4 separate regions of the Homo sapiens genome follow, and regions 1, 2 and 3 are each linked to region 4. Evidence: chromatin loops called from intact Hi-C (ENCODE). Cell type or tissue: natural killer cell. All regions are shown on one strand. Links, peaks and the distances in the headings refer to the core of each region. The heading gives the core; the rest is flanking DNA. Region 1 holds the start of LOC107987417 (a long non-coding RNA gene). Region 2 overlaps WDR90 (WD repeat domain 90). Region 3 overlaps RAB40C (RAB40C, member RAS oncogene family). Region 4 overlaps LOC100134368 (a long non-coding RNA gene).

The links. Peaks named below come from ENCODE experiments on the same cell type or tissue, not always from the same donor. Only the 100,000 strongest peaks of a DNase experiment are listed, where the experiment ranks them.
Region 1: a loop joins it to region 4, with 4 times the contacts of the local background. A loop is called at or near these places in 34 of 110 quality-filtered maps.
Region 2: a loop joins it to region 4, with 6 times the contacts of the local background. A loop is called at or near these places in 18 of 110 quality-filtered maps.
Region 3: it touches region 4 in a loop (6-fold over the local background); 3 of 110 quality-filtered maps call a loop at or near these places.

What each region holds. Positions count from the first base shown.
Region 1 is chr16:491,957-499,004 of GRCh38, forward strand. RAB11FIP3 (RAB11 family interacting protein 3) reads left to right here. Exons shown (of 14, transcript NM_014700.4): 6 at 4,868-4,903. It overlaps LOC107987417 (a long non-coding RNA gene), which reads right to left and starts at 1,584. Exons shown (of 3, transcript XR_007064933.1): 1 at 613-1,584; 2 at 113-369; 3 at 1-26. RefSeq lists enhancers at 347-968, 2,427-3,005, 3,006-3,583. In natural killer cell, for the core only: no CTCF peak of the experiment used is centred there; a DNase peak (open chromatin) is centred at 3,635.
Region 2 is chr16:658,086-665,133 of GRCh38, forward strand. WDR90 (WD repeat domain 90) reads left to right here. Exons shown (of 41, transcript NM_145294.5): 22 at 98-259; 23 at 440-568; 24 at 811-926; 25 at 1,001-1,041; 26 at 1,160-1,291; 27 at 1,973-2,076; 28 at 2,527-2,629; 29 at 2,966-3,087; 30 at 3,257-3,416; 31 at 3,512-3,702; 32 at 3,806-3,974; 33 at 4,135-4,246; 34 at 4,594-4,759. Among named protein-coding and RNA genes, the nearest start is that of RHOT2, 6.5 kb to the right of the region's middle. RefSeq lists an enhancer at 1,301-2,191. In natural killer cell, for the core only: CTCF peaks have their summits at 3,028 and 3,228; a DNase peak (open chromatin) is centred at 2,926; H3K4me3 peaks cover 298 bases; H3K27ac peaks cover 961 bases.
Region 3 is chr16:608,069-615,116 of GRCh38, forward strand. All of the region lies in intron 1 of RAB40C (RAB40C, member RAS oncogene family), which reads left to right. It overlaps LOC124903618 (a long non-coding RNA gene), which reads right to left. Exons shown (of 2, transcript XR_007064934.1): 1 at 2,786-7,048; 2 at 1-1,622. Among named protein-coding and RNA genes, the nearest start is that of WFIKKN1, 19 kb to the right of the region's middle. RefSeq lists a silencer at 1-52 and an enhancer at 3,199-3,328. In natural killer cell, for the core only: CTCF peaks have their summits at 3,209 (motif pointing left) and 3,408; a DNase peak (open chromatin) is centred at 3,203.
Region 4 is chr16:388,549-395,596 of GRCh38, forward strand. It overlaps LOC100134368 (a long non-coding RNA gene), which reads left to right. Exons shown (of 3, transcript NR_024453.2): 3 at 3,219-4,412. Among named protein-coding and RNA genes, the nearest start is that of NME4, 5.1 kb to the right of the region's middle. RefSeq lists a silencer at 1,936-2,113. In natural killer cell, for the core only: CTCF peaks have their summits at 3,432 and 4,299 (motif pointing right); DNase peaks (open chromatin) are centred at 3,533 and 4,303; H3K27ac peaks cover 1,358 bases.

The DNA of each region.
Region 1 (7,048 bases), core at 633-5,632, 100 kb after region 4:
CGGCTTCCTGAAGAACGGGACCTGGCCTGTGGGGAGGGTTTGTAAAGGTGGCAGAAAGGTGAGTTATCCTGACGGTTCTAGCATGTTTAGAGGTATCTGTGAAACTGCTTACCTGTCTTGAGCCTGCCCTGTCCCTGCCCCAGGGGGCTTCTGCCGAGGCACATCCTTGCTGGCGGGCGCTCACTGCCCACGGCCTTATTGAGGCTTCTGTCCTGCCTCTAGTTCCATTTCCAGGGCACTTAACTCTTCTTATGTTCTGTGAAATGCTGTGAAGCACAGGGCCCCCAGCCAGTGCCCATTCAGGTGGAGAGGATGGGGGTGGGGCCCGGCACTGATGGCCATTCTGGAGCATCGGGGGTCTTGGCAGCACTGGTGAGAAAGCAGAAGTGCTCTTTGAAGAGGGTCTTCCCGGGAGACCCGAGGCCGCCCAGAGCCCTCCCCGGGAGACCCGAGGCCGCCCAGGGCCCTCCCCGGGAGACCCGAGGCCGCCCAGGGCCCTTCCCGGGGAGACCCGAGGCCGCCCAGGGCCCTCCCGGGAGACCCGAGGCCGCCCAGGGCCCTCCCGGGAGACCCGAGGCCGTCCAGAATCTTGGATTCCAAAGATCCGCTAACCTCTGTTTTAGGGGAAATCAGTTTCTGCCTGCGTGTGTGTTCAGCTAGGGGTTCAAGGCCCGGCGACGATGGCTCAGCCTGCTTGGGGAGGGGCCATTTGTTCTTCCCACGCAGAGACTTGCCCTCCCACTCACCGATAAGTTGAGTGCAAGCATGTCATCTCCGTACATGAAAGTAAGCCTGAAGACTCAGGTCTCGTCTCTCATTTTCTGAAGATTTTTGACATAGAACTGATTTTTTCCCACATTGAGAACTAGCTCCAAGATGGCCATGGTCGCCTCTGCTGGGCTTTGTGGGGGCAGAGAAGGGACTAGGATGTAGCTAAGTACAACTAGCAAGTCCTGTGGAGCCTCACGTCCAGGTTCTGCTACCCCTTTTCCTAAGACTCTATGAAGCGGGCCAGGCGCAGTGACTCACGCCTGTAATCTCAGCATTTTGGGAGGCTGAGGAGGCAGGCAGATCACTTGAGGCCAGGAGTTTGAGACCAGCCTGGCCAACATGGCGAAACCCTGTCTCTACTAAAAACATAAAAATTAGCCAGGCATGGTGGCACATGCCTGTAGTTCCAGCTACTTGGGAGGCTGAGATGGGAGGTTCACTTGAACCCAGGAGGTGGAGGCTGTGGTGAGCCAACATCCTGCCACTGCACTCCAGCCTGGGCAACAGAGCCAAACTCTGACTCCAAAAAAAAAAAAAAAAAAAAGACTCTACCAAGTGGTTAATATGCTATTCAATTCAACACAATCAGGACACACAACTGCCAGTCAGAACATCCTCCCCATAACCCTTAGTGGAGGAGATCTGAATCTTGCGTTTTAGTTTCCATGGACTTGCCTGAAAGTAAGCTTATTTGGTCATGCTTTGTGGGTGGCAACAGGTGACTTAGTCCAGACCACCTCTGGAAGCTTTGATGTCAGATACGATGTCCAGTCGCCTCAGAACAGGCCAATAGCTGTTGCATTTTCCAGGTACCCTGCAGCCTCTAAATACATTTCATTTTGTAGGAACTAAGAAGTGTGCCTTACCTGGAGGTATATTTTCTTTTTTCTTTTTTTTGAGACAGAGTCTCGCTTTGTGACCCAGGCCGGAGTGCAGTGGTGCGATCTCGGCTCACTGCAACCTCTGCCTCCCGGGTTCACTCCATTCTCCTGCCTCAGCCTCCCGAGTAGCTGGGACTACAGGCGCCCATCACCACACCTGGCTAACTTTTGTATTTTTAGTAGACACGGGGTTTCACCATGTCTCAATCTCCGGACCTCGTGATCCGCCCGCCTTGACCCCCCAAAGTGCTGGGATTACAGGCTGAGCCACTGCACCCAGCCTGCCTGGAGGTATATTATCTTTTTCTTTTTTGAGACAGAGTCTCGATCTGTCACCCAGGCTGGAGTGCGGTGGTGCGATCTCGGCTCACTGCAACCTCTGCCTCCCGGGTTCACTCCATTCTCCTGCCTCAGCCTCCCGAGTAGCTGGGACTACAGGCGCCCATCACCACACCTGGCTAACTTTTGTATTTTTAGTAGACACAGGGTTTCACCATGTCTCAATCTCCGGACCTCGTGATCCGCCCGCCTCGGCCTCCCAAAGTGCTGGGATTACAGGTGTGAGCCACCGCACCTGGCCACCTGGAGGTGTATTTTCAATTATAAATCCTGTTGCTGGGCTGCCAGTCCAGGCCCTGAAAGGTCAGTAGGTAAACTGAACGATGAGTCTGTCCTGTCCTATTAGTTCTAGGGAGTCTCAACAATAATAAGATAAAATTAAATTTGTATTAAGGCTGGGTGCGGTGGCTCATGCCCGTAATCCCAGCACTTTGCGAGGCTGAGGTGGGCAGATCACGAGGTCAGGAGATCGAGACCATCCTGGCTAACACGGTGAAACCCCATCTCTACTAAAAATATAAAAAATTAGCCGGGCGTGGTGGCGGGCGCCTGTAGTCCCAGCTACTCGGGAGGCTGAGGCCGGAGAATGGCGTGAACCCGGGAGGTGGAACTTGCAGTGAGCCGAGATCATGCCACTGCACTCCAGCCTGGGTGACACAGTGAGACTCCATCTTAAAAAAAAAAACCTGTATTAAAATATACATTATTAGTCTCCAGTCGAGAAAGGAGAGCCACACAGTAATTTGAACAGGGACAGTTTAATACTACAAAGAATGGGCTGAGTGTGGGCTGAAATCGCAGTGCTTTGGGAGGCTGAGGTGGGAGGATCACATGAGCCGGGGAGGTCGAGGCTGCAGAGGTGGGAGGATCACATGAGCCTGGGAGGTCGAGGCTGCAGAGGTGGGAGGATCACATGAGCCGGGGAGGTCGAGGCTGCAGAGGTGGGAGGATCACATGAGCCGGGGAGGTCGAGGCTGCTGAGGTGGGAGGATCACATGAGCCGGGGAGGTCGAGGCTGCTGAGGTGGGAGGATCACATGAGCCGGGGAGGTCGAGGCTGCAGAGGTGGGAGGATCACATGAGCCGGGGAGGTCGAGGCTGCAGCGAGCTGTGGTTGCACCACTGCACTTCAGCCTGGGCCACAGAGTCATACCTTGCCTCTAAGAAAAGATAATGCAAACAAACAAACAAAAAATTTAAAAAATCATTAGGGAAAGGAAAAGAATGTCACAGGCTATGGGAGTAATGAGGCACTGGTTGGGATGAGTAAAAAGAACTCTGCAGAGTGTAGGGACAGCAGGCACAGGAGCAGCCGCCACCCAGGGCCGGGGCAGAGCCCCCCAGCTACAGTCACTGCCACCCAGGGCTGAGGTCTGCACCAGCTGCAAACGGCGTGGTGGGGACACCACCGTGCTGTCAGGGCTTGTGGGGAACCTGCCTCCTGGCTGCCAGGAAAGCTATTCTGTTGCAGGACACTTGGCAGAGGCACCCCTAGAGAACAGCTACCCGAATGGGGTCGGGGAAGCCCCTGGCTCTGGCTACAGTGGGCAGGATGCTCCCTGGAGTAGGTACTGGGGAGACTGCAGGTGTCGGAGGGCCCTGCAGAGAGTGGTCAGAACCAGGAGGCAAACCTCTTCCTGCTGTGTTCACTCCTCGGCTCCCTCTGCTGATGACACGCAGCATTGTGGAGGAAGAGCCTGCTAAGGGCCCAGCTCTGTTTCTACAGGGCAAGTAAAAAGGATGGACTTAGAGCTGAGGGGCTCTACGTTAATACCTGGCACAGCAGCTGATTCTCCTCCAGTAGATTTCTTTTTTTCTTTGAGACAGAGTTTCACTCTTTGTTGCCCAGGCTGGAGTGCAGTGGCGTGATCTCGGCTGACTGCAACCTCTGCCTCCCGGGTTCAAGCGAGTCTCCTGTCCCAGCCTCCCGAGTAGCTGGGATTACAGGCATGCGCCACCATTCCCGGTTATTTTTGAATTTTTAGTAGAGACAGGGTTTCTCCACGTTGGCCAGGCTGGTCTCGAACTCCCGACCTCTGGAGATCCACCCGCCTCAGCCTCCCAAAGTGCTCAGATTGTAGGCATGAGCCACCACGCCCGGCCCCTCCAGTAGACTTTTCTGCCTGACCCTGGAAAGAAAATCAGAGGTGTTTTTGAGACAGGTAAGCTGAAGAGAGACGTGGCTTTGTGAGTTCCAGGACCGTGATGGTTCCCAGGCCCCAGGGGTGAGGGTGTCTTCCTGCAGGCTGAGGCTAATAGTTCAGCAGCTAGACTGTAAAATACAACTTTGGACCTCAGAAATGAGGGAGAAGGTAAGTTTGGCCCATGTGCCACTGCAGATGGTTAAATCAGACAGCTGATGTATAATTGGCTATATTTACTGCCCTGAAATGGCAACGGGAAAGGTTTCCAAACTGATGCCTAGGCAGGCGTTCTGAGCATGATGCATCAGTGCCTGAGTCGAAGCCAGCGGCAAACTCTCCTGTCACAGCGGGGCCTGGGTCACTTTTCACTTGGGGGCCTCCGAAGGCCAAGCGTTTGGGGGTAATTTGGCTTCAGAAGCATTGGGACAGTGCAGCCAGCGGGTGGGACCAGGTGTGGCGCTGGCCTCTCAGTCGTGGTCTGGGGTGGCTGCATCTGGAAGCCTCTTTGGGGGCTGGAGTAACGAGACGTATGCGGCCTCACCCCAGCACTGCCGTGTCCTTGCTGTTTTGCTGAGTGAGCATTTGTGCATGGACTTGCCTGGGGGGCCCTGCATGCCGGGAGCATTGCTGAAAGGCCGCCCACCTCGTATCTCCACAGCCTGAGTTTCCTGCTTCCTCCTGCTCCTCTCTGTCTGTTCTAACAATTTTCCTGTTTATTTTGTTTTCTGCACAGTCCGACAAAGCGGCTCTCCAGCAAGAAGGTGGCAAGGTAGGTGGGTCTCTGGTTCCTGCTGAAAAACGTTCTGAAGTGGATAATTAATCATAGTTTTTTAAAAAACATTTTAAAATGTTCTTTTCCAAGGTATTTTTTAAACTCTTGCAAGTTACTTTACATGGTTTGGGGCTGAAGGTATCCTGAAGGAGTGTTGGGAAAGGGGTTTCCAGGGCTGTGAATTTGGACCTGGATTTGTGACCAGGGAGGGTACGTGTCAGAGCTTTTGGTGCTGGGCCTCTTGTGTGTTCACTAAGGTCTGGAAGGGGCCGCCATCCCCAGATGTCTGCTCTATGTTAGCTCTGAGGTAGCGAGACCCAGTGAGGAGCCTGGCTTCTCAGAGCCGGGTCTGGGCAGCTCCCCAAGGTGAGTCGAAGGTGAGGGATGGGTCTGACTCCAATTCCTAAAGACCATTTCTTCATTTTCCAGCTTCGTATAGATCTGTTGGCTTCCTGCTGTGAAAGATGGCAACATACACTTTTATCTTCCTCCCCTGCCAGTTCTTACCGAAATAAACATGCAGGGTTAAGGCCCTTCCCAGGGAGCCACTCAGTGTGGCTGCCGGGTGGCCTCTGCTGCCGTCAGAGTCTGCCTTTGTGTCTTTATCTGCTTTGCCTTCCTAGTCCCCGTCCTGCTTCGTGGCCCGGCATCTGGCAGGGCTGGGAGACGCCTCTCCAGCTTCCTCTGGAGCATCCCCTCTGGAGCCTCCTCTCTGCCCTGTTGTGCCGGGCGTTCTCCAGGCCTCGTGGCTGTGGTCCTGGACAGGTCTCCCCACACTGGTGGGTTCCTTTGTTTCGGGGGTTGGATCCTCTAGCTCCCTGGCCCCGTCTTCCTTCTCATTTGTTTTCTCTGGTTTTTGTCCAGCGTATCTTCCTGTAGCTTCTTGAGAAAAGAGGTGCTCAGGAGATAAACTTGAGCTTGGGTTGGTTTGTACTGTGAGAGTGGGATCATTTTCCTGTAAGATTTTTGACGGCATTGCTTATCTTCTAGAGCTAAAGTTGTTACCATGAAGTTTAACCTTTCTGACTCGGTTTCTTTGGGACCAGCCTGAGCAACTTAGTGAAACCCTGTCTCTACAAAAAAAAAAAAAAAATTAAAAATTAAAAATTAAAAAAAAAAAAGGAAAATAGGCAAGGTCTAGCTGCGTTGCCCAGGCTGTAGTGCAGTGAGTGGCAATTCATAGGTGCAAGCATAGCTCACAACAGCCCCAGACTCCCTGGGCTTAAGTAATCTTTCCACCTCAGCCTCCCAAAATTCTCGGATTACAGAGGTAAGCCACCACACCCAGCCAAGAACAGAAACCTTTTGTTTTCCATTTTCTTTTATTTTGAGACATTGTCTTGCTCTGTCACCTGGGCTGAAGTACCGTGGTGCAATCACAGCTCACTGCAGCCTGGACCTCTCAGGCTCACTCCATCCTCCCACCTCCTCCTCCTGAGGACCTGGGACTACAGGTGCGCATTGCCAATGCCTGGCTAGTCTTTTAATTTTTAATAGAGATGGAGTTTCACTACGTTGCCCAGACTGATCTTGAGCTCCTGGGCTGAAGGGATCCTCCCACCTTGGCCTCCCAAAGTACTGGGATCACAGGCATGAGCCGTCACACCTGGCCATGGATGAAAACTTTTTTCTTTTTGTTTCTCTTCTCTTTTCTTGGCTTTCTTTTCTTTTTGAGACAGTCTTGCTCTGTCTTGCTCTGTGAAGTGACATCATCACAGCTCTCAATAGTTTTCACTTCCCAGACCTCCCAAGCTCAAATGATCCTCCCTCCTCAGCCTCCCGAGCAGCTGAGACCACAGGCGCATGCCACCATACCCAGATGATTTTTTAATTTTTTGTAGAGACAGGCCCAGACTGGTCTTGAACTCCTGGGCTCTAGCAGTCCTCCCACCTCGGTCTCCCAGAATGTTGGAATTACAGGCAGGAGCCACCGCGTCCCACTTGTTTTCCATTTTCTGTCATTTTAGGGGCTAGGGGCTAGGGGCTAGAGGAAGCAGAGGTGAACGTCATCATGCATCTTTTTCTAACTGTCTTCTTGCTCACCCCTTTCAGAAAAGCATTGAGCTGGCCGGGCGTAGTAGGTCACGCCTGTAATCCCAGCACTTTGGGAGGCTGAGGTGGGTGGATCACCTGAGGTTGGGA
Region 2 (7,048 bases), core at 770-5,769, 270 kb after region 4:
AGTGCGTGTCCCCGGGACCTCCCTCCCGAGCCTGACCCTGGGTGGCACCGGCTCTGCCCAGGGGCCCTGACTGTCGGCCACTTACCACTACCCCCAGCTGCTGCGAGTTGACATCGGCACTCTGGACCTGGCCAGCAGCCGCCTGGACTCAGCCATGGCTGTGTGCTTTGGCCCTGCAGCTCTGGGCCACCTGCTGGTGTCCACCTCGTCCAACAGAGTCGTGGTGCTGGATGCTGTGTCGGGCCGCATCATCCGGGAGGTGAGCCTCAGGGCTGTGGCCCGCCGACCTGGCCCTCCCTGTGCTGTCCAGGCCTGGCCTCTGTGCCTGCAGCCTCTCCAGCTGGGTGGGGGGCCGTCGCCACACCCACAACGAAGGGAGGCCCCAGGCTGCTGGCCACTCTCCTGAGACACGGCATTTCCCAAGAGCACTGTGTTCCAGCTGCCCGGTGTCCACCCTGAGCCCTGCCCCTCCTTGACGCTCAGTGAGGACGCCCGCTTCCTGCTGATTGCCGCCGGCCGGACCATCAAGGTGTGGGACTACGCCACACAGGCCAGCCCAGGCCCCCAGGTGTGTGCGTGGGGAGGCAGGTGGCTTTGGCGGTCAGGAGCCTCCTCAGGTGGCCCTGGAGACCCCTGCAGGTGTGGGTGGGGGCAGGGAGAGCAGAAGGTGAGGGGTGAGAGTGACCCCCCAAGGATCCTCTGTGCCTCCGGGGCCTCACACTGTGTGGGGCTCACCGTCCCTGGGGACTGGGCACACGGCAGCATCCATGCCCCGCCTCGGGGTCCTGCATGTGACGCCGCTACCCCTAGGTGTACATCGGCCACTCGGAACCCGTGCAGGCTGTGGCCTTCTCTCCTGACCAGCAGCAGGTCCTCAGCGCAGGGGACGCCGTCTTCCTCTGGGATGTCCTGGCCCCTACTGAGAGGCAAGTGCCTACTCTCAGCTGTGTCTGCCTAGGCCCCCCAGGCCCTCCTGAAACCCTCTCTCCTCCCTCTCCAGCGACCAAAGCTTCCCCGGGGCCCCCCCAGCCTGCAAGACAGGTGAGTGGCTGTGCTCAGCTGGGGTGCAGGTGCTGCGCTGACTCTGGGGCCCGTCCTGTGTCTGCCTAGTGGCCCTTCCTCTTCCTTCCCAAACATCACAGGGCTGCTTCTTCCCCAGGCCCGGGCGCAGGACCGCTGGAGGACGCAGCGTCCAGGGCCAGCGAGCTCCCCCGGCAGCAGGTCCCCAAGCCATGTCAGGCATCTCCACCACGGCTGGGCGTCTGTGCCAGGCCTCCCGAAGGTGGCGATGGTGAGCAGCAGGGGTCCTGGAGGAGTGGGGGGATTCGGGGGTCTGAGAGGGCACAGGCCCAGTGGCAGCAGGTACTCACGCACGTCCAGCTCTGGGGTGCAGGTGCCATCGCTGCTCATCAGGTGGAACACAGTGGGGTCGGGGTGGGGGCAGCTTTTCCTCTCCTCCTTAGCCTCATCAGGTGGAACACGGTGGGGTCGGGATGGGGGCAGCTTTTCCTCTCCCCCTTGGCCCCAGGCACCTTGTCCCCGTCAGATGAGGAAGGACCCTGTGAGGAGAGCTGTGACCCCGAGGGGCTTGGGCAGGCCTCAGGCCCACCTGTGCTCACGGAGGAGGAGGCTGGCAGGGCTGGAGACGGGGCCTGGGCTGCGGCAGTGGGCTCCTGGGGGCTTGCCCTGCCTCCCCGTTCCCCCGGCCAACCCCGTGAGCAGTGGAGGGCAGGGCAGGGACGCTGGTGCCGGTGCAGGGGCCTGAGGACGGTCGGTGAGTCCCCCGTGTGACGAGGCAAGGTCACCTGCAGTGGGACACGGTTTGCCTGCGTCTGTGGCTCCGGCCTGTGCCCCGCCGTGCAGTTCTCACTGTGTGGTAGACCAGGGGCTTGTGGGGAGACTGCGTGTAGTGTGGGGTCTCTGAAGAGCTCAGGGCAGTGTAATGCCACAAGCTCTGCCTCCTCCCTGCCAGGCGCCAGGGACACCAGGAATTCGGGGGCCCCACGCACCACCTACCTGGCTTCCTGCAAGGCCTTCACGCCTGCCAGGGTCAGCTGCAGCCCCCACTCTGCCAAGGTGGGGAGTGGTTTCTGGGAGCCCTCTTTATCCCCAGCAAGCACAGAGGCCCCCCGCAGGGCTCCCCAGCACCTCCTCAGGGTTGCTTTTGGTCGCCAAAGGTGATGGCTCTGGCCCTTGGGCGCCTGTCCCCTGGAGGCAACTTCATCCCACACCCCCACCCCTGCCCTCCGCTGGCCTCCAGACGGGACTCTGTGGTGGCCTCCTGCTGACCTGCCTTCCCCTCTCACCCAGCAGCTGCCCTTGATGAGAGCCCCACGGGCCTGTGCCCCTCCTGGCCCTGGCACAGTGCCCACAGCTCCCACACCTCCTACCCCAGCTTCCCCGTCTGCCCCTGGGTGTCCTCTGCAGCTGGCCTGGGTGTGCCCCAACACAGCCTCCCATGTGCAGGCTTTGGGGCACAGGTGGCCATGCTGGGCCCCAGCAGCATCCGGGTCTCCTTCCTCGCAGGGCACTTGCCCGCCTCCCGCCAGCGGTGGGTGGCTGCGTCTGAAGGCTGTCGTCGGTTACAGCGGGAATGGGCGGGCCAACATGGTCTGGAGGCCGGACACAGGTGGGGGCCAAGAGCCTACCCCCACCCCCAGCCAAGATGCGGCCGCGCGTGGTCCAGCCGTCTCCACCCCAAGGCCAGGACCTGGTGGCAAATGAGCGCCAGCCATCAGTGTGGGGCTCTGTTCTCCCGGTAGCGCCTCCTGGCGCTCCAGCCGAGGTCCTGTGAAGCACTTTGGCTACTGGACGCTGGGGAGGGCGCAGCTGGGACGATGCTAACCCCTTGGCCCCGCCCCACGGCTCGGCCCAGGCCCCGCCCCCTGTTCGGCCCCTCCCCAGGCCCCTCCCCGCCCCCCCCCCCCCCCGGCCCGGCCTCAGGCCCCGCCCTCTCTGCGCACAGGCTTCTTTGCCTACACGTGCGGCCGCCTGGTGGTGGTGGAGGACCTGCACTCTGGCGCCCAGCAGCACTGGTCCGGCCACTCTGCGGAGATCTCCACGCTGGCCCTCAGCCACAGTGCCCAGGTGCCCGCCTGCATCGCCCTCCTCCTCTCCCAGGGCCACCGTGCCCGGCAGAACCCAGCTCCCGGACCGGTGCGGGTTCTCACCACCAAAGACGGAGCAGACGGCCACCCCAGCCTCCACTCCAGCCAGCCACGGCCTCCCCACTCACGCCTGGCCTCTTGCCTGCCAGGTCCTGGCCTCTGCCTCGGGCCGAAGCAGCACGACCGCCCATTGTCAGATCCGCGTCTGGGACGTGTCTGGCGGCCTCTGCCAGCATCTCATTTTCCCCCATAGCACCACCGTGCTGGCCCTGGCCTTCTCACCAGATGACAGGCTTCTTGTCACACTGGGTCAGTGGGAGGGAGGGTGGAGGCCAGGGGCTTCCCTAGACCCCGGGGGGGGCTGCATCTGTGCACCTGACGTGGCTGCTCTGTGTCCTTCCCAGGGGACCACGATGGCCGCACCCTCGCCCTGTGGGGCACGGCCACCTATGACCTCGTGTCCTCCACCCGCCTCCCGGAGCCGGTGCATGGTGTGGCCTTCAACCCCTGGGACGCCGGCGAGCTCACCTGTGTGGGCCAGGGCACTGTCACCTTCTGGCTCCTTCAGCAGCGTGGGGCAGACATCAGCCTTCAGGTGCCACCCGTTCAGCGTTTGGGCCCAGGGGTTGTTTTGTGGGGTGGAATCTGCCTGGGCCCCGGGACACTGCTGACCCATGGCCACTCTCATACTTTGCCAGGTGCGTCGAGAGCCAGTCCCAGAGGCAGTGGGGGCTGGAGAGCTGACCTCGCTCTGCTACGGGGCACCTCCCCTGCTCTATTGTGGCACCAGCTCTGGCCAGGTCTGTGTCTGGGACACGCGTGCCGGCCGCTGCTTCTTGTCCTGGGAGGCGGATGACGGTGGCATTGGTGAGTGCCCCGCAGAAGCCCTGTGGCCCTCAGGACCCCTACCTGGGATCCTCAGAGCTGGGGCAGAGGCCTCATCTGTAGCCCTGGCGTCCGGGCAGCCTTGTGACCCAGGGCCTCTGGGAAGGCAGCCGTGGCCCCTTATGGCTCCTCCTGCCCCTAGGGCTGTTGCTGTTCTCGGGTTCTCGATTGGTCAGCGGCAGCAGCACGGGGCGGCTGCGCCTGTGGGCCGTGGGGGCTGTGTCGGAGCTGAGGTGCAAGGGCTCAGGCGCCAGGTGAGCTGTTCACCCCTACGTGTTTTGGCTGCACGTGGGTGTTGGTGTCCCTGACTGGGGCTTGCAGCCAGTGCCCCGCCCCCGCAAAGGCCGCCCTGCAGACCGGCCGCCTGCTAGCCCCTCCAAGGGACAGGCTTGGGTGTGGCCTGGGCCTCACTGGCTGCTGTCGAGTACGGGCATGGGCCCAGAAGCCCCAGCTCCATGGGCTTTCTCTTCTTCCACCGGGAGGGCACAGCCAGGTCCTGAGATGCAATGCTGAGGGCCCTGCCTCGGCTGGGGACCCAGCTGGCTCTTGTCATCGGCCTTGAGACCCATTGTTCTCTCCTTCCCTGCACCCTGAGGTCCAGTTCTGTGTTCATGGAACACGAGCTGGTGCTGGACGGGGCTGTGGTGAGTGCCAGCTTCGATGACAGCGTGGACATGGGCGTCGTGGGCACCACGGCGGGCACGCTGTGGTTTGTCAGCTGGGCCGAGGGCACCAGCACACGTCTCATCAGTGGCCACAGGAGCAAGGTGAGGGACTTCCAGCCTGGGCAGAGGCGGGGCAGCCGAACCTGGTGCCCTCCCTGCCTGCCGGCTCCATCTCCACCAGCCCAGATGATTCCAAGTCCTGCCGTCACTGGCTCGCAGCGGCCGCCTTGGGGTTCCCAGCGGGGAAGTCTTGGGTGTGCACGTCCCCTCAAAGCCGTCCCGGTTGTGTCTGCACAAGCGAGCCGCCTGGCAGGCCTTGCAGGTCTTCTCAAACTGTCCTTTCCCTGCTATTGCTTTGCGTTTTTTTGTTTGTTTGTTTTTTGTTTTTTGTAATTGTCAAAGAAATCACATCAGTCCGGGCGTGGTGGTTCATGCCTGTGATCCCAGCACTCTGGGAGGCCAAGGCAGGTGGATCACCTGAGGTCAGGAGTTCGAGACCAGCCTGGTCAACATGGCGAAATCCCATCTCTACTGAAAATACAAAAATTAGCCGGGCCTCTTGATGTATACCTGTAATCCCAGCTACTCTGGAGGCTGAGACAAGAGAATCGCTTGAACCCAGGAGGCAGAGGTTGCAGTGAACCAAGATTGCACCACTGCACTCCAGCCTGGGCGACAGAGACTCCATCTCAAAGGAAAAAAAAAAGATGAAAAACCCCACATCGTCTGTCCCTGCACCTCCCATAGACTGGCTTTGCTGACTCAGTCTCATGGGATTGTTCTCTGAGGCTCAAGAGGTCAGGAGGCCCAGGTAGCTACTGGGTCAAGTTCTGCTCTCTCTGGGTCAGGTCTGTTCAGGTTCTGGTTGGTGTTGGGTCTAGTCCTGTAAGGCCCAGCTCTGGCCTGCAGCCTCCTGGTGCTGGAGCTGCGTCTCCAAGAAGTACACAGCACTCATCTCTCTGGGACCTCCTGGTCTGGAAGCTCTGTGGCCTCATGGGGTTGGGACAGCCACCGTGTCGCCCCCTCACCCGCCAGCTGCAGCCTTAGGAGAGGTGGCCTCCTGGGCGGAATTGGGGCGGCAGGACAGGTGCCATTCCTTCCCCTGCTGGACCAGGTTCCTGGCGTGGCGTTGGTCTAGCAGCTGTGGCCATGGGCTTCCTCCTGTGGGTGTAAGAGCTCTGCGTGTGGTCAGCTGGGCCCCACGGGATTGATTTTTCCTTGATGCTGAGTCCCATCATCCAGTTGCCCCTGGGTTGTTTCTTTAGAAACCTGTCTTTAGTATTTGGAGATGACGATAGCCAGCAAAGAAAGTTGAGTTTGAGACAGGTGAGGGTTGTTTACTTTTCTGGAAGCAGGTTTGCTGAGGTGTAGTCGTCACAGCACAAGCTCCGTGTGTTTCAGGGGGTGGCTTTTGGCATATTCAGCAGCTTTGGAAACCCCGTGCGTGCCTAGAGGAAACCCCGTGCGTGCCTGTTCCTCGGTCGCTCCCTGCTTCCCGCCTCCCCAGCCCCTGGCGACCGTTGAGTGGCTTTCTGTGTCTGGGTCTTCCCATTCAGGATATTCTGTAGGAACTGGCTCACCTGGCTTCTCACCCTGAGCATGGTTTCCAGGGTCATCCCAGCCGCTGTGTGTGCCAAGCCAGTCATCCCTCTTGATGGCCAAATACTGTTCCATTGTACGGATAGATCATGTGTGTGTCCATCCACCAGGGCTGGGAAATTCGGGTCCTGAGACCGTGACCTGAGCCCGTGGTCACTGGTGGCCTTCCTGTGATGTGGAAGTGCGAGGAATTCTGGGCCCCGCCTGTGTGGTTCTGCCTGGGCGGTTCTGCCTGGGCCTGGACTTTGCCGTTTCCTTGTAGGGCCCAGGGCCCTCCCGGGGAGATGGACTGAGCTGTCCTGGTCTGAGTCCCTGCAGTCCCTCATTGCTCAGCTGAACTGAATTTTTTTTTTTTTTTTGAGACGGAGTTTCTTGTCGCCCAGGCTGGAGTGCAGTGGCATGATCTTGGCTCACTGCAAGCTCCGCCTCCCGGGTTCACACCATTCTCCTGTCTCAGCCTCCCAAGTAGCTGGGACTACAGGCACCCGCCACCACGCCCGACTAATTTTTTGTATTTTTAGTAGAGTCGGGGTTTCACCGTGTTAGCCAGGATGGTCTCGAACTCCTGACCCCGTGATCCGCCCACCTTGGCCTCCCAAAGGGCTGGGATTACAGGCATGAGCCACCGCGCCCGGCTGAACTGATTTTTTTTTAATGAAGTGCATCGTGTTCCCACTTGCACTTAAAGTTCACATTTGGTGCCAGGCTGTATTGCTTCTTCTCACTGGTGAGTGGCAGCTGTGTCTCCTTTCTGCCAGTCCAGCAGTCCCAGCTGTCAGTGGCACCTGCATA
Region 3 (7,048 bases), core at 1,100-6,099, 220 kb after region 4:
AGGAAGAAATACCCCAGACTGGGTCATTTGTAAAGAAAAGAGGTTTAATTGACTCACAGTTCCGCATGGCTGCAGAGGCCTCAGGAAATTTACAGTCATGGCGGAAGGTACCTCACACAGGGCAGCTCCAGAGAGAATGAGTGCTGAGTGAAGGGGGAAGCCCCTCCTAAAACCATCAGGTGTCGGGAGAACTCACTCACCCGCACAAAAACAGCAGGGGGGAACCACCCCCATGATTTAATTATCTCCATCTGGCCCCGCCCTCAACCTGTGGGGATTAGTCAAGGTGAGATTTGGGCGGGGACACAGCCAAATCTTATCACTCCTGAGCCTGCTTAGCTCCCACCTCGTCCTCTGTCCTTTTTTGATCCTGAAGGGCTAGGTGCTGTGCCAAACCTGGGAGGCCCAGGATGCTGGCTTCAGGCTGCCAATCTGTGGCCCTCAGCGCCATCAGACCCAGGCCCCTTCTAGACAAATGGTTGTGGCATTCCCTTTACCATCCTGAAAAGAATGAAACTCGGCTGGCCATGGTGGCTCACGCCTGTAATCCCAGCACTTTAGGAGGCCGAGGCAGGCAGATCACTTGAGGTCAGGAGTTCAAGACAAGCCTAGCCAACATGGTGAAACCCCATCTCTACAAAAAATGCAAAAAAAATTAGCTGGGCATGGTGGCGGGCACCTGTAGTCCCCACTCCTTGGGAGGCAGAGGCACAAGAATCACTTGAACCCAGAAGGTGGAGGTTGCCATGAGCCAAGATTGTGCTACAATTGTGTGGCGGCTCATACCTGTCATCCCAGCACTTTGGGAGGTCAAGGTGGGCAGATTGCTTGAGCTCAGGAGCTCAAGACCAGCCTGGGCAACACAGCGAGACCCCTGACTGTACAAAAGATACAAAATTAGCCAGGTGTGGTGGTGCACACCTGTAGTCCCAGCTACTCAGGAGGCTGAGCTATGAGGAGCACGTGAGCCTAGGAGTTGGAGGCTGCAGTGAGCCTTGGCCTCACCACTGCACTCCAGCCTGGGTGACAGAACGAGACACCTTCTCAAAAAATAAAAATAAAAACGTGGACTGATAGGTGAGAGAGGTTTGATGGTTTGGGAACAGCGGTGCTGCCACGGCTGGGTGAGGGGCCATGCGATCTGCTTGGAATGCCATGTGAGGGGAAGGGGAGGTCAGGGCAGTGCCTGGTGTGGTTCCCAGCAGGGAGCACAGGAGGTTTATTCTCTGGGAAAATTGAGTCGTGGACAGCAGACACCACTGGGGATGGTGGGGGACAGGGTGGCAGGGGACAGGGTGGCCTGAGCAAGCCCCTCCTTGCCTGGGAACTCAGGGCCTCCTGATATGCAGATGGGAGCCCGTGGCAGGATGATGGCAGGATAACCGTCAGCCCAAAAGAAGCGGCCACGAGACGCCGCCGAGAGCCCCAACTTAGAAGCCAGAGTCACCAGCTTCCTGGCTAGGGTCTGTCCTTGAGGGTCACCAGAATGTGAGGAAAGACCCAGACAGGCAGGAAAAGAGCTCAGGGAAGGACATCTTACCATTGGCGTCATCAGAGATACCGCATCCACGAATGAAGAGCCAGACGCTGCCAGAGGGGAACGCTCAGAGCACCGGAAGGAGCTTTTAGAAATTATAAATAAGCAGCACATTTTAAAAAAGCCATAGAAGGGCTAGAAAAGAAAGTTGAGGACATCTCCCAGAAAATAGAACAAAAAGAGATTAAAAAACAACTGGGCAGTCCCTGCAGAGGTCACCCTGGCTGGCGCGGCTCAGGATGGAGGGCGGGAGCTGTGTGCCTGGAGGGGGGAGCTGAGGCACGTCAGGATGTGTCTCCAGACTGCAAGGGCCACAGAGTACGAAAAAGACCACCCAGAGCAATGTGGTCAAAGACCATGCCTTAAAAGGTTTTAGGAAACAGAATGGGTCCCACGGGAGGGTGGGGATGTGAACGGCACCAGCCTGGTGGCTCGGGTGCCAGGCCAGGGCCAGATGTAGCCTCATACCAGCCCAGCTGGGAGTCCGCTTGCTGAGACTTGGTCTCCTGTAGCTGGTGGGGAAGCGGCACCCTGTGCGGTAGACAGAACCAGCAGCCGAGGCGCCGGTGGCTTTGCTCTGGTGGCAGGACAGGTGTTCTGACCTCCCTGCCTCTGTCCCCTGAGGTCAGAGCGCCTGTCCTGTGGAGCGGCTCTGACCAGGACAGTGCCGTGTGTCTCATGGGGTTGTGTTCAGGTCGGCTGAGAGGCAGCGCCTGGCTGGGGCTAGATGAACAAGAGGGTTATTGGGAACAGTAAACCTGAGGTGGTGAGCAAGGCCTGTGGCACCCAGCAGATGAGGAGGAGAGCAGGGGGAAGGGTGGCAGGAGTTGCTGGTGCTGCGTGAGGCCTCAGTGGGCCTGCACGGAGCAGCTGACCTTCACTGGCGCCCTTGCCTTTTCACTGAGCCGGGTATTAGCTTAGCTTATTTTTGAAAAGACATTTCAACAGGAGGTAAAAATGAACAGCACACCAAGAGAATATGTCACAGCTGATGCCTAGGGACCCCCTTATGGGGTAGTGTTGAGCTCTGCAGCCGGAGCCCACTGCCCCTGCCCCTGCGCCGTCCCCCAGCGCGGGCTCCAGGCCTCTCCTGGGTCACTGCTCTGTGCCTCCAGGAGCTCCTCCCTCTACCCCGCCCTGCCCCACCCCGTCACCTGCTTGCCCTGACCCTGCCTGGATAATTGAGACCTTCCAGGCCAAGGGCCCCCTCCCCAGGATCCTGACACCTGTCCCTCTGAGAGTCCAGACCTTTTCCAGAGTGACATCCTGGGGCCCTGTGTGGTCAGAGGGCTCCATGTGGTCAGTGGCTGTGGCTTGCTGGGAACAAGACACTCGGCTGACTGTGCTTAGAGAACAGGCCGCTGTTTGTGTCTAAATGGTATCCATGGGGACGTTGTTTCATAGTCTTCTTACACTTTTCCTCTTCACTGTTGCTGAGAATCCTGTTCTGACGCGCACCGTGGGCAACCGGGTGCGGAGCCTGCAGGATGGGTGGGACGCAGACGTCCAGCGGGAGGAGCATCCCAGAGCAGCCTCTGATTCAAGAGCAAGGTGCTCTAGAGGCCCCGGCTCTGTGGGTGGGTGACGTGGTCCCCAGGCTTTTCCCGGCATCCCCGTTCCTTTTGCAGCAGCCATGGCTCCTGGTGGCCCTGGGCCATGGCGCCATCTAGGGGTGGCCTAGGGGAGTCCCCGGGCCATCAGCATCTGTCTTGTGGGTGTTGCTGGCGCCTGCCTGCTTGGCCACATTGGCACGTCGAGGTGACCGTCAAGGAGAAGCAGCTATGGCCTTTGTGGCAATCGTGGTGTCCAACTTTGGCCTCTCAGGTCAGCCTCATGGGGGCTTCAACAGCCAGGACCAAAATGACCAAGGCCCCTCCGTCCCTGTGTCCCTGCTTGACAGAACCACCGGAGGAGGGAGGTGCGGGAAGGGTGTTGACGGCCTGAGCGCGGTGCCTCCCTGAAGAGTGTTGTTTCACTTGTGAGTGTGCACGGGACAGCCGCCCTGGCCTGTAGAATCAAGAGCAGGGACAGCCGCCCTGGCCTGTAGAATCAAGAGCAGAGACAGCCGCCCTGGCCTGTAGAATCAAGAGCAGGGACAGCCGCCCTGGCCTGTAGAATCAAGAGCAGGGACAGCCGCCCTGGCCTGTAGATTCAAGAGCAGGGACAGCCGCCCTGGCCTGTAGAATCAAGAGCAAGGGACAGCCGCCTTCGCCTGTAGAATCAAGAGCAGGGACAGCCGCCCTGGCCTGTAGAATCAAGAGCACGGGACAGCCGCCCTGGCCTGTAGAATCAAGAGCACGGGACAGCCGCCCTGGCCTGTAGAATCAAGAGCAGGGACAGCCGCCCTGGCCTGTAGAATCAAGAGCAAGGGACAGCCGCCCTGGCCTGTAGAATCAAGAGCAAGGGACAGCCGCCTTTGCCTGTAGAATCAAGAGCAGGGACAGCCGCCCTGGCCTGTAGCATCAAGAGCAAGGGACAGCCGCCCTGGCCTGTAGAATCAAGAGCAGGGACAGCCGCCCTGGCCTGTAGAATCAAGAGCAGGGACAGCCGCCCTGGCCTGTAGAATCAAGAGCAGGGACAGCCGCCCTGGCCTGTAGAATCAAGAGCAGGGACAGCCGCCCTGGCCTGTAGAATCAAGAGCAGGGACAGCCGCCCTGGCCTGTAGAATCAAGAGCAGGGACAGCCGCCCTGGCCTGTAGAATCAAGAGCAGGGACAGCCGCCCTGGCCTGTAGAATCAAGAGCAGGGACAGCCGCCCTGGCCTGTAGATTCAAGAGCAGGGACAGCCGCCCTGGCCTGTAGAATCAAGAGCAAGGGACAGCCGCCTTCGCCTGTAGAATCAAGAGCAGGGACAGCCGCCCTGGCCTGTAGAATCAAGAGCACGGGACAGCCGCCCTGGCCTGTAGAATCAAGAGCACGGGACAGCCGCCCTGGCCTGTAGAATCAAGAGCACGGGACAGCCGCCCTGGCCTGTAGAATCAAGAGCAGGGACAGCCGCCCTGGCCTGTAGAATCAAGAGCAAGGGACAGCCGCCTTTGCCTGTAGAATCAAGAGCAGGGACAGCTGCCCTGGCCTGTAGCATCAAGAGCAAGGGACAGCCGCCCTGGCCTGTAGAATCAAGAGCAGGGACAGCCGCCCTGGCCTGTAGAATCAAGAGCAGGGACAGCCGCCCTGGCCTGTAGAATCAAGAGCAGGGACAGCCGCCCTGGCCTGTAGAATCAAGAGCAAGGGACAGCCGCCTTCGCCTGTAGAATCAAGAGCAGGGACAGCCGCCCTGGCCTGTAGAATCAAGAGCACGGGACAGCCGCCCTGGCCTGTAGAATCAAGAGCACGGGACAGCCGCCCTGGCCTGTAGAATCAAGAGCAGGGACAGCCGCCCTGGCCTGTAGAATCAAGAGCAAGGGACAGCCGCCTTTGCCTGTAGAATCAAGAGCAGGGACAGCCGCCCTGGCCTGTAGCATCAAGAGCAAGGGACAGCCGCCCTGGCCTGTAGAATCAAGAGCAAGGGACAGCCGCCCTGGCCTGTAGAATCAAGAGCAGGGACAGCCGCCCTGGCCTGTAGAATCAAGAGCAGGGACAGCCGCCCTCACCTGTAGAATCAGCAGGGACAGCCGCCCTGGCCTGTAGCATCAAGAGCAGGGACAGCCGCCCTGGCCTGTAGCATCAAGAGCAGGGACAGCTGCCCTTGCTTGTAGAATCAAGAGCAGGGACAGCCGCCCTCGCCTGTAGAATCAAGAGCAGGGGACAGCTGCCCTCGTCTTTAGATTGAAGAGCAGGGACTGCCGCCCTCGCCTGTAGAATCAAGAGCAGGACTGCCGCCCTGGCCGGTAGAATCAAGAGCACAGTGCAGCAGCACGCAGCACACTCAGCGGATGGAGGGCCTGGCTTCTGCACGCCGGCTGGCACTTGCTGCCAGTTGCCCTTTTCTGCGAGGCTGGATCGTGGTGCGGTGGTGGCTTGGATGGGTTTCTCTGCTGAACGATGATGTGGAATGCCTTTTCACTGCTTCTTGGTCGTCGGTTTTTCTTCTTTGGGGAAATGTCTATTCAAGTCCTTTGCCCTTTTTTTAAAGTATAATTTCCGTATTTTTTTCCCCAGAGGATAGTTTGTCTTTAGTCCTTAAGGACTCAGCTCCTTATGTGGGTCTTAGTGGGAGTCGTGGGCAACACCCAGGTCTAGACCCAGGTGGAATGCATGGTCTTGGGGCCTTGGTGGGGGTCGTGGGCAGCACCCAGGTCTAGACTTGGGTGACGTGCATAGCCCTGGACTTGAGGAGCAGGATTCCTGACTGGCTTGCTGTGAAGGGCACCACTGGGGCAGTGACGCAGCTTCACACGCAGCTCGGGAAGCACACAGTCGGCGCAGATGCTTCCAAAATGTCTGCAAGGCTGCGGCCTCTACTGCATCCAGATGGTGAACTGCCTAACTCTACCGCGTCCCGATGGTGAACTGCTAACTCTGCCGTATCCCGATGGTGAACTGCCGAACTCTACCGCATCCCGATGGTGAACTGCCAAACTCTACCGCATCCCGATGGTGAACTGCTAACTACCGCATCCCGATGGTGAACTGCCGAACTCTACCGCATCCCTATGGTGAACTGCTAACTCTGCCGCATCCCGATGGTGAACTGCCTAACTCTACCTCGTCCCGATGGTGAACTGCCTAACTCTACCACATCCCGATGGTGAACTGCTAACTCTGCCACATCCCGATGGTGAACTGCTAACTCTGCCGCATCCCGATGGTGAACTGCCAAACTTTACCTCGTCCCGATGGTGAACTGCCTAAACCTCGTCCCGATGGTGAACTGCCTAACTCTACCGCATCCCGATGGTGAACTGCCTAACTCTACCACATCCCGATGGTGAACTGCTAACTCTGCCGCATCCCGATGGTGAACTGCCAAACTTTACCTCGTCCCGATGGTGAACTGCCTAAACCTCGTCCCGATGGTGAACTGCCTAACTCTACCGCATCCCGATGGTGAACTGCCTAACTCTACCACATCCCGATGGTGAACTGCTAACTCTGCCGTATCCCGATGGTGAACTGCCAAACTTTACCTCGTCCCGATGGTGAACTGCCTAACTCTACCTCGTCCCAATGGTGAACTGCCTAACTCTACCACATCCTGATGGTGAACTGCTAACTCTGCCGCATCCCGACGGTGAACTGCCAAACTCTACCTCGTCCCGACGGTGAACTGCCAAACTCTACCTCGTCCCAGTGGTGAACTGCTAACTCAGCCGCATCCCGATGGTGAACTGCCAAACTTTACCTCGTCCCGATAGTGAACTGCCTAACTCTACCGCATCCTGATGAACTGCTTAATGGCGTTGTCCCTGGGTACACATTGGGTGCAGCTCCTGCAGTCATGGGCTGCTCACAGCCGTGGCCCTTTTGGCACAACCATTGTTCCTTCTTGTCTTGGAAACGAGGACCCGAGGGAGACCATCCGTCCATCCTAAAATTGGGACGTTTGGTTTTCTGTTGTTGAGTTGGAGTTATT
Region 4 (7,048 bases), core at 1,436-6,435:
AACGGAGAATGGCGATGACTTTTACCAAGCACACTGCCTGCAAACAAATTGTTCACAAGGCACATCCTGCACAGCCCTGAACCTATTAAACCTTGATTCAACACAGCACATGTTTCTGTGAGCACAGGTTTCTGTTAAAATTACAGGTTAACAGCATCTCAAAGCAGAAACAATGTTTCTTAGTACAGATCAAAATGGAGTTTTCTACATAGACACAGTAACAATCTCATCTCTCTTCTTTTCCCCACACTTTTTTTTTTCTTTTGAGACGAAGTCTCACTCTTGTCCCCCAGGTTGGAGTGCAATGGCGCGATCTCAGCTCACTGCAACCTCCGCCTCCCAGGTTCAAGCGATTCTCCTGCCTCAGCCTCCTGAGTAGCCGGGATTACAGGTGGACACCATCATGCCCCGCTAATTTTTGTATTTTTTAGTAGAGATGGGGTTTCATCATGTTGGCCAGGATGGTCTTGATCTCCTGACCTCAGGTGATCCGCCCGCCTCGGCCTCCCAAAGTGCTGGGAATGACAGTTCAGTTTTTTGTTGTTTTACATTCAGTCCAGCTTTTTGTTGTTGTTTTACGTTCAGCGGATGGCAGTAGACGGGTTTTTCTTTTTCCTTTTTTTTTTTTTTTATTGAGACAGGGTCTTGCTGTGTCGCCCAGGCTGGAGTGTAGTGGGAACATGGTGGCTCCCTGCAGCAATGGCCTCCTGGGATCAAAGGATCCCCCTGCCTCAGTCTCCCAGGTGATTACAGGCCAGCACCAGCACGCCCAGCAGTGGTTCTTATTTATCCCCATTTTGTCTGAGCAAATGAATGCCTGTCCTGGGTGTGGGTGCGAGTGAGCTGGAAGATGAAGGGCATGGGCAGTGACCGCACAGCGCTCAGCCTGCAGGGAGCCTGGGGTGAGTCCAGCAGCACTGGAGCGCGGAACCACAGCAGATGTCCTTGTCCCTTCCAAGGGGTGGGAACAAAGGTGACAGGGACAGAGATGGCTGCCGGGGTAGGAGGCCCAAGAGTTGCTCTCTGCTGAGAAGGCTCCCCTTGGTGTCCCTCAGAAGTGTACCTGGGCGGGCCGATGGGACTGGGACTGAGGCTGTGCTCCTCCTACAAGGAGGGGCCCACTCTTCCTGGATCTCCCTGCAGTGACCTCAGCAGAGGTGAAAGAGGTCTAGCCGGGCACAGTGGCTCACGCCTGTAATCCCAGCACTTTGGGAGGCTGAGGCAGGCGGATCACCTGAGGTCAGGAGATCGAGACCATGGTGAAACCCCGTCGCTACTTAAAATACAAAAAAAATTAGCAAGGCGCAGTGGTGGGCACCTGTAGTCCCAGCTACTCGGGAGGCTGAGGCAGGAGAATGGCGTGAACCGGGGAGGTGGAGCTTGCAGTGAGCTGAGATCCCGCCACTGCACTCCAGCCTGGGCGACAGAGTGAGACTCCGTCTCAAAAAAAAAAAAAAGAAAAGAAAAAGAAAGAGGTCTAGCCTGTGTACACGTGGAAATCCAAGAGGACAGGGAAGACAAACTGAGACAGAAAAAAAATATGTGAAGAAATACCCCAAATTCTAAAATTCGGTGAAAGGCATTCATTTACAGATTCAAGCAGCTTAGTGAAGCTTAACAAGAATCAATGCAAAGAAAACCATAGCCAATTACATCATAGTCAAACTGCTGGAAAACGAACTTATAGAGAAAATATTGAAAGCAGACAGAGAAAGATAACACATTATAGTCCAGGGAACAATTGAATGGCATAACTTCCCATTAGAAACAATGGGGTCCAGGGCCGAGGGCTGTGGCCACGCCTGTAATCCCAGCACTGTGGGAGGCCAAGATGGGAGGATCAACAACAGCTTCATGGTTTCTAACGGGAGTTCAGGCGCGCACCACTACACCCACCTAATTTTTAAAATTTTTTTGGGCCGGGCGCGGTGGCTCTCGCCTGTAATCCCAGCACTTTGGGAGGCCAAGGCAGGCAGATCACGAGGTCAGGAGATCGAGACCATCCTGGCTAACACGGTGAAACCCCATCTCTACTAAAAATAGAAAAAATTAGCCGGGCATGGTGGCGGGCGCCTGTAGTCCCAGCTACTCCAGAGACTGAGGCAGGAGAATGGTGTGAACCTGGGAGGCGGAGCTTGCAATGAGGCGAGATTGCGCCACTGCACTCCAGCCTGGGCGACAGAGCGAGACTCCGTCTCAAAAAAAGAAATTTTTTTTGTAGAGACAGGGTTTTGCCATGTTGCCCAAACTGGTCTCCAACTCCTGGCCTCAAGGGATCCACCTGCCTCGGCCTCCCAAAGTGCTGGGATTACAGGCGTGAGCCACCGCGCTCAGCCAGAATAAACATTTTTTTCAAGCGCACACAATTTGTTTTCCAATACAGATCACATGCTGGGCCATAAACCAAGTCTCAATTAATTTAAAATAGTTTAAGTGGTAGAGAATATGTCCTCTTTCATTAATTAATTTATTTATTTATTTATTTTGAGACGGAGTTTTGCCCTTGTTGCCCAGGCTGGAGTGCAATGGCTCAATCTTGGCTTGCTGCAACCTCCGCCTCCCGGGTTCAAATGATTCTCCTGCCTCTGCCTCCCGAGTAGCTGGGATTACAGGTGCCTGCCACCATGCCCAGCTAAGTTTTGTATTTTTAGTAGAGACGGGGTTTCACTGGTTGGCCGGGCTGATCTCGAACTCCTGACCTCATGACCCGCCCACCTTGGCCTCCCAAAGGGAATATGTTCTCTGACCACAGTGGAATTAAGTTAGAAACCTGTAACAATAAGATATCAGGCTGGGCACGGTGGCTCACGCCTGTCATCCCAGCACTGTGGGAGGCTGAGGCAGGCGGATTACGAGGTCAGGAGATTGAGACCATCCTGGCTAACACGGTGAAACCCCGTCTCTACTAAAAATACAAAAAATTAGCCGGATGTGGTGGCGGGCGCCGATAGTCCCCGCTACTGGGGAGGCTGAGGCAGGAGAATCATTTGAACCTAGGAGGCAGAGCTCGCAATAAGCCAAGATCATGCCATTGCACTCCAGCCTGGGCGACAGAGCGAGACTCCGTCCAAATAAATAAATAAATAAATAAATATTTAAAAAAATAAAACAGGTGAGAGACCTCCATGTAGGGCAATGCCCTCCCTACATGGGTGTAACAGTCGTAGGGCTGGGACAGAATTCAGCTGTCCTGATCCCCCCGCTGTCCCACCCTGCAGGTATCTTTTTGAGCACCTTCTACAAGGACCATCCAGCACATCCATAGGAATGTTCCAGAAATCCACGGCCGTGCTCAGCCCTGATTCCTCACTCCACCTCATCCTCAGTCAGGCTCTGGGGCCCTCTGAGTGGTGCCACTCCAAGAGTGAAACCAGATAGGCAGTCCATGCTTTGGATGGCAGTGAGACCCAGACGCAGTTCCAGCGCTGGCCTCTGAGCGGCAGTACAGCCCCATGGACCACCAGAGCCCCTGAAGCCCAGCTCTGGTTGGAGGTGATGCCACTCTGCACCTCCCTGGCTGCTGTTTGTATTAGTCATCTATGCTGCATAACAAATACCCCACAACTTCATGATGTAAGCAGCACACGTTCATTATCTTCCAGATTCTGTGGACAGGAGGCTGGGTGGGGCTTAGCAGGGAGCCTCTGAGTCAGAGGCTCTCACAGGCTGTGGTCAAGGTGTCAGCCACGCTGAGGTTACCCCAAGGCTTGACTAAGGGGGGATGTACTTGTTTTTTTTTCCAGACCGGGTCTCGCCCTGTTGCCCAGCCTGGAGTGCAGTTGAACAGTCTCAGCTCACTGTTCCCTCTGCTTCCCAAGTTCAAGCGATTCTAGTGCCTCAGCCTCCCGAGTAGCTGGGACTACAGGCGTGTCACATCCCACCAGGCTAATTTTTGTATTTTTGGTAGAGACGGGGTTTCATCATGTTGGCTGGGCTGGTCTCAAACTCCTGACCTCAAGTGATCTGCCCACCTTGGCCTAGCTAGGTGCTGGGATTACAGGTGTGAGCCACTGCACCACGCCCACTTTTTTTTTTTTTTTTTAAGAGATGGGATCTCGCTCTGTTGTCCAGCCTGGAGTGCAGTGGCACAATCACTGCTCACTGCAGCATCAACCTCCTGGGCTCCAGCAATCCTCCTGCCTCAGCCTCCTGCAGATTCACTTCTAAGCCCACCTATGTTGCTTTTGGCCAGAAACATCAGTTCCTTGTCATGGGGGCCTCCGCACAGGGCTGCTCACAACAGGGGAGCTGCTTCTCCCAGGAGGTGGCGGAGCAGCAGCAGCTGCAGTCTTTGGTGACCAGATTGTGAAAGTGACACTCCGTCTCTTTTGCTGTGTCAGAAGTCAGTCACCAGGCATGGTCCACACTCAAGGGGTAGGCATTACACAAGGAAATGAACTGGGTTTTGCTTTTCTTGTTGAGTTACGAGAGTTCTTTTTTGTTTTGTTTTGAGACAGGGTCTCATTCTGTTGCCCAGGCTGAGTGCAGTGGTGCGATCACAGCTCAATCCAGCCTGGACCTCTTGGGCTCAAGCAATCTTCCCACCTCAGCCTTCCCGGTAGCTGGAAATACAGGCGCACACCAACACGCCCCGCTAATTTTTTATTTTTTTGTAGAGACAGGTTTCACTATGTTTCCCAGGCTGGTCTCAAACTCCTGGCCTCAAGTGATCCTCCAACCTCTGCCTCCCACAGTGCTAAGAGTACAGGTGTGAACCATCCCATCACGCCTGGCCAAGAGAGTTATTTATTTATTTATTTATTGAGACAGAGTCTTGCTCTGTCTACCAGCCTGCAGTGCCATAACACAATCTCAGCTCACAGCAACCTCCGCCTCCCAGGGTCAAGCAATTCTCCTGCCTCAGCCTCCCAAGTAGCTCGGATTACAGGCACCTGCCACCAGGCCCGGCTAATTTTATATTTTTAGTAGAGACAGGGTTTCTCCATGTTGGTCAGGCTGGTCTCAAACTCCCAACCTCAGGTGATCCACCCGCCTCAGCCTCCCAAAGTGCTGCGATGACAGGCATGAGCCACCTCGTCCGGCCCAGCATAATTTTTTTTTTCTTTTTTTAAGATGGAGTCTTGTTCTGTCACCCAGGCTGGAGTGCAAGGGCACGATCTCAGCTCACTGCAACCTCTGCCTCCCGGGTTCAAGGGATTCTCCTGCCTCAGCCTCCCGAGTAGCTGGGATTACAGGTGCATGCCACCACACCCAGCTAATTTTTTGTATTTTTAGTATAGACAGGGTTTCGCCATGTCGGCCAGTCTGGTCTCGAACTCCTGACCTCAGGCGATACACCCACCGCAGCTTCCTAAAGTGCTGGGATGACAGGCGCGAGCCACTGCGCCCAGTCTCAGCATGTTTTTAATGTGCAAAATAAAATACAAGGAAATAAAAATATAAAAAACTATACTGAAATAAATTATCAAAATATTGTAGGCCAGGCCGGGCGCAGTGGCTCACACCTGTAATCCCAGCACTTTAGGAAGCTGCGGTGGGTGTATCGCCTGAGGTCAGGAGTTCGAGACCAGACTGGCCAACATGGCGAAACCCTGTCTATACTAAGAATACAAAAAATTAGCTGGGTGTGGTGGCGAGCACCTGTAATCCCAGCTACTCGGGAGGCTGAGGCAGGAGAATTGCTTGAACCCAGGAGGTGGGGGTTGCAGTGAGCTGAGATCATGCCCTTGCACTCCAGCCTGGGCAACAGAGTAAGACGATGTCTCACCAACAAACAAACAAAATATTTTAGGCAGCGGGGCGTGGTGGCTCACACCCGTAATCCCATCACTTTGGGAGGCCAAGGCGGGTTGATCACAAGGTCAAGAGATCGAGACCATCCTGGCCAACATGGTGAAACCCCATCTCTACTAAAAAACAAAAATTAGCCGGGTGTGGTGGCGCGTGCCTGTAATCTCAGCTACTCAGGAGGCTGAGGCAGGAGAATCGCTTGAATTGGGAGGCGGAGGTTGCAGTGAGCCAGGATTACACCACTGCACTCCAGCCTGGCAACAGAGTGAGACTCCATCTCAAAAACAAAAACAAAAACAAAAACAAAATATTTTAGGCCAAGTGCGGTGGCTCAGGCCTGTTTTCCTAGTTACTGGGGAGGCTGAGGCAGGAGGATCGCTTGAGGCTGGGAGGTGAAGGCTGCAGTTGAGCTATGACTGCACCACTGCACTCCAGCCCAGGTGACAGAACGAGACCCTGTTGCTAAAAAAACAAAAATAAAACATTAAAAAATGTACGATATAGTGGCCGGGCGCGGTGGCTCATGCCTGTAATCCCAGCACTTTGGGAGGCTGAGGCGGGCAGATCACAAGGTCAGGAGATCGAGACCATCCTGGCTAACATGGTGAAACCCCGTCTCTACTAAAAATACAAAAAAAAAAAAAAATTAGCCAGGCGTGGTGGCAGGCGCCTATAGTCCCAGCTGGAGGCTGAGGCAGGAGGATGGCGTGAACCCGGGAGGCGGAGCTTGCAGTGAGCCGAGATCGCGCCACTGCACTCCAACCTGGGTGACAGAGTGAGACTTCGTCTCAAAAAAAAAACAGAGTACGCTATAGTAATATCTGCTTTTTCCTTTTTGCAATAGCTTTATTGGGATACAATTGACATACTATACACTTCACTCATATATTTTTTGTTTATTTACTATTTTTTTTCAAGAGACAGGGTCTTGCTATATTGCCCTGGCTAGTCTCAAACTCCTGGGCTTATGTGATCCTCCTGCCTCAGCTTCCCAAATTGTTGGGATAATAGGCCTGAGCAAGAGTCCAGCCTCTAAAAAGAAAGAAAGTCACTTCTTTATACCATAGTACTGCAAATTCTAGTCAGAGCAACTAGACAAGAAAATAAAATAAAAGGCATTCAGATTGGAAAGAAAGAACTGAAACCGTCTCTATTCCCATATGACATGATGTTTTTTCTTTTCTTTTTTTTTTTTTTTTTGAGACAGAGTCTTGCTCTGTTGCCCAGGCTGGAGTGCAGTGGCATGCTCTCGGCTCATTGTGAGCTCCACCTCCTGGGTTCAAGCCATTCTCCTGCC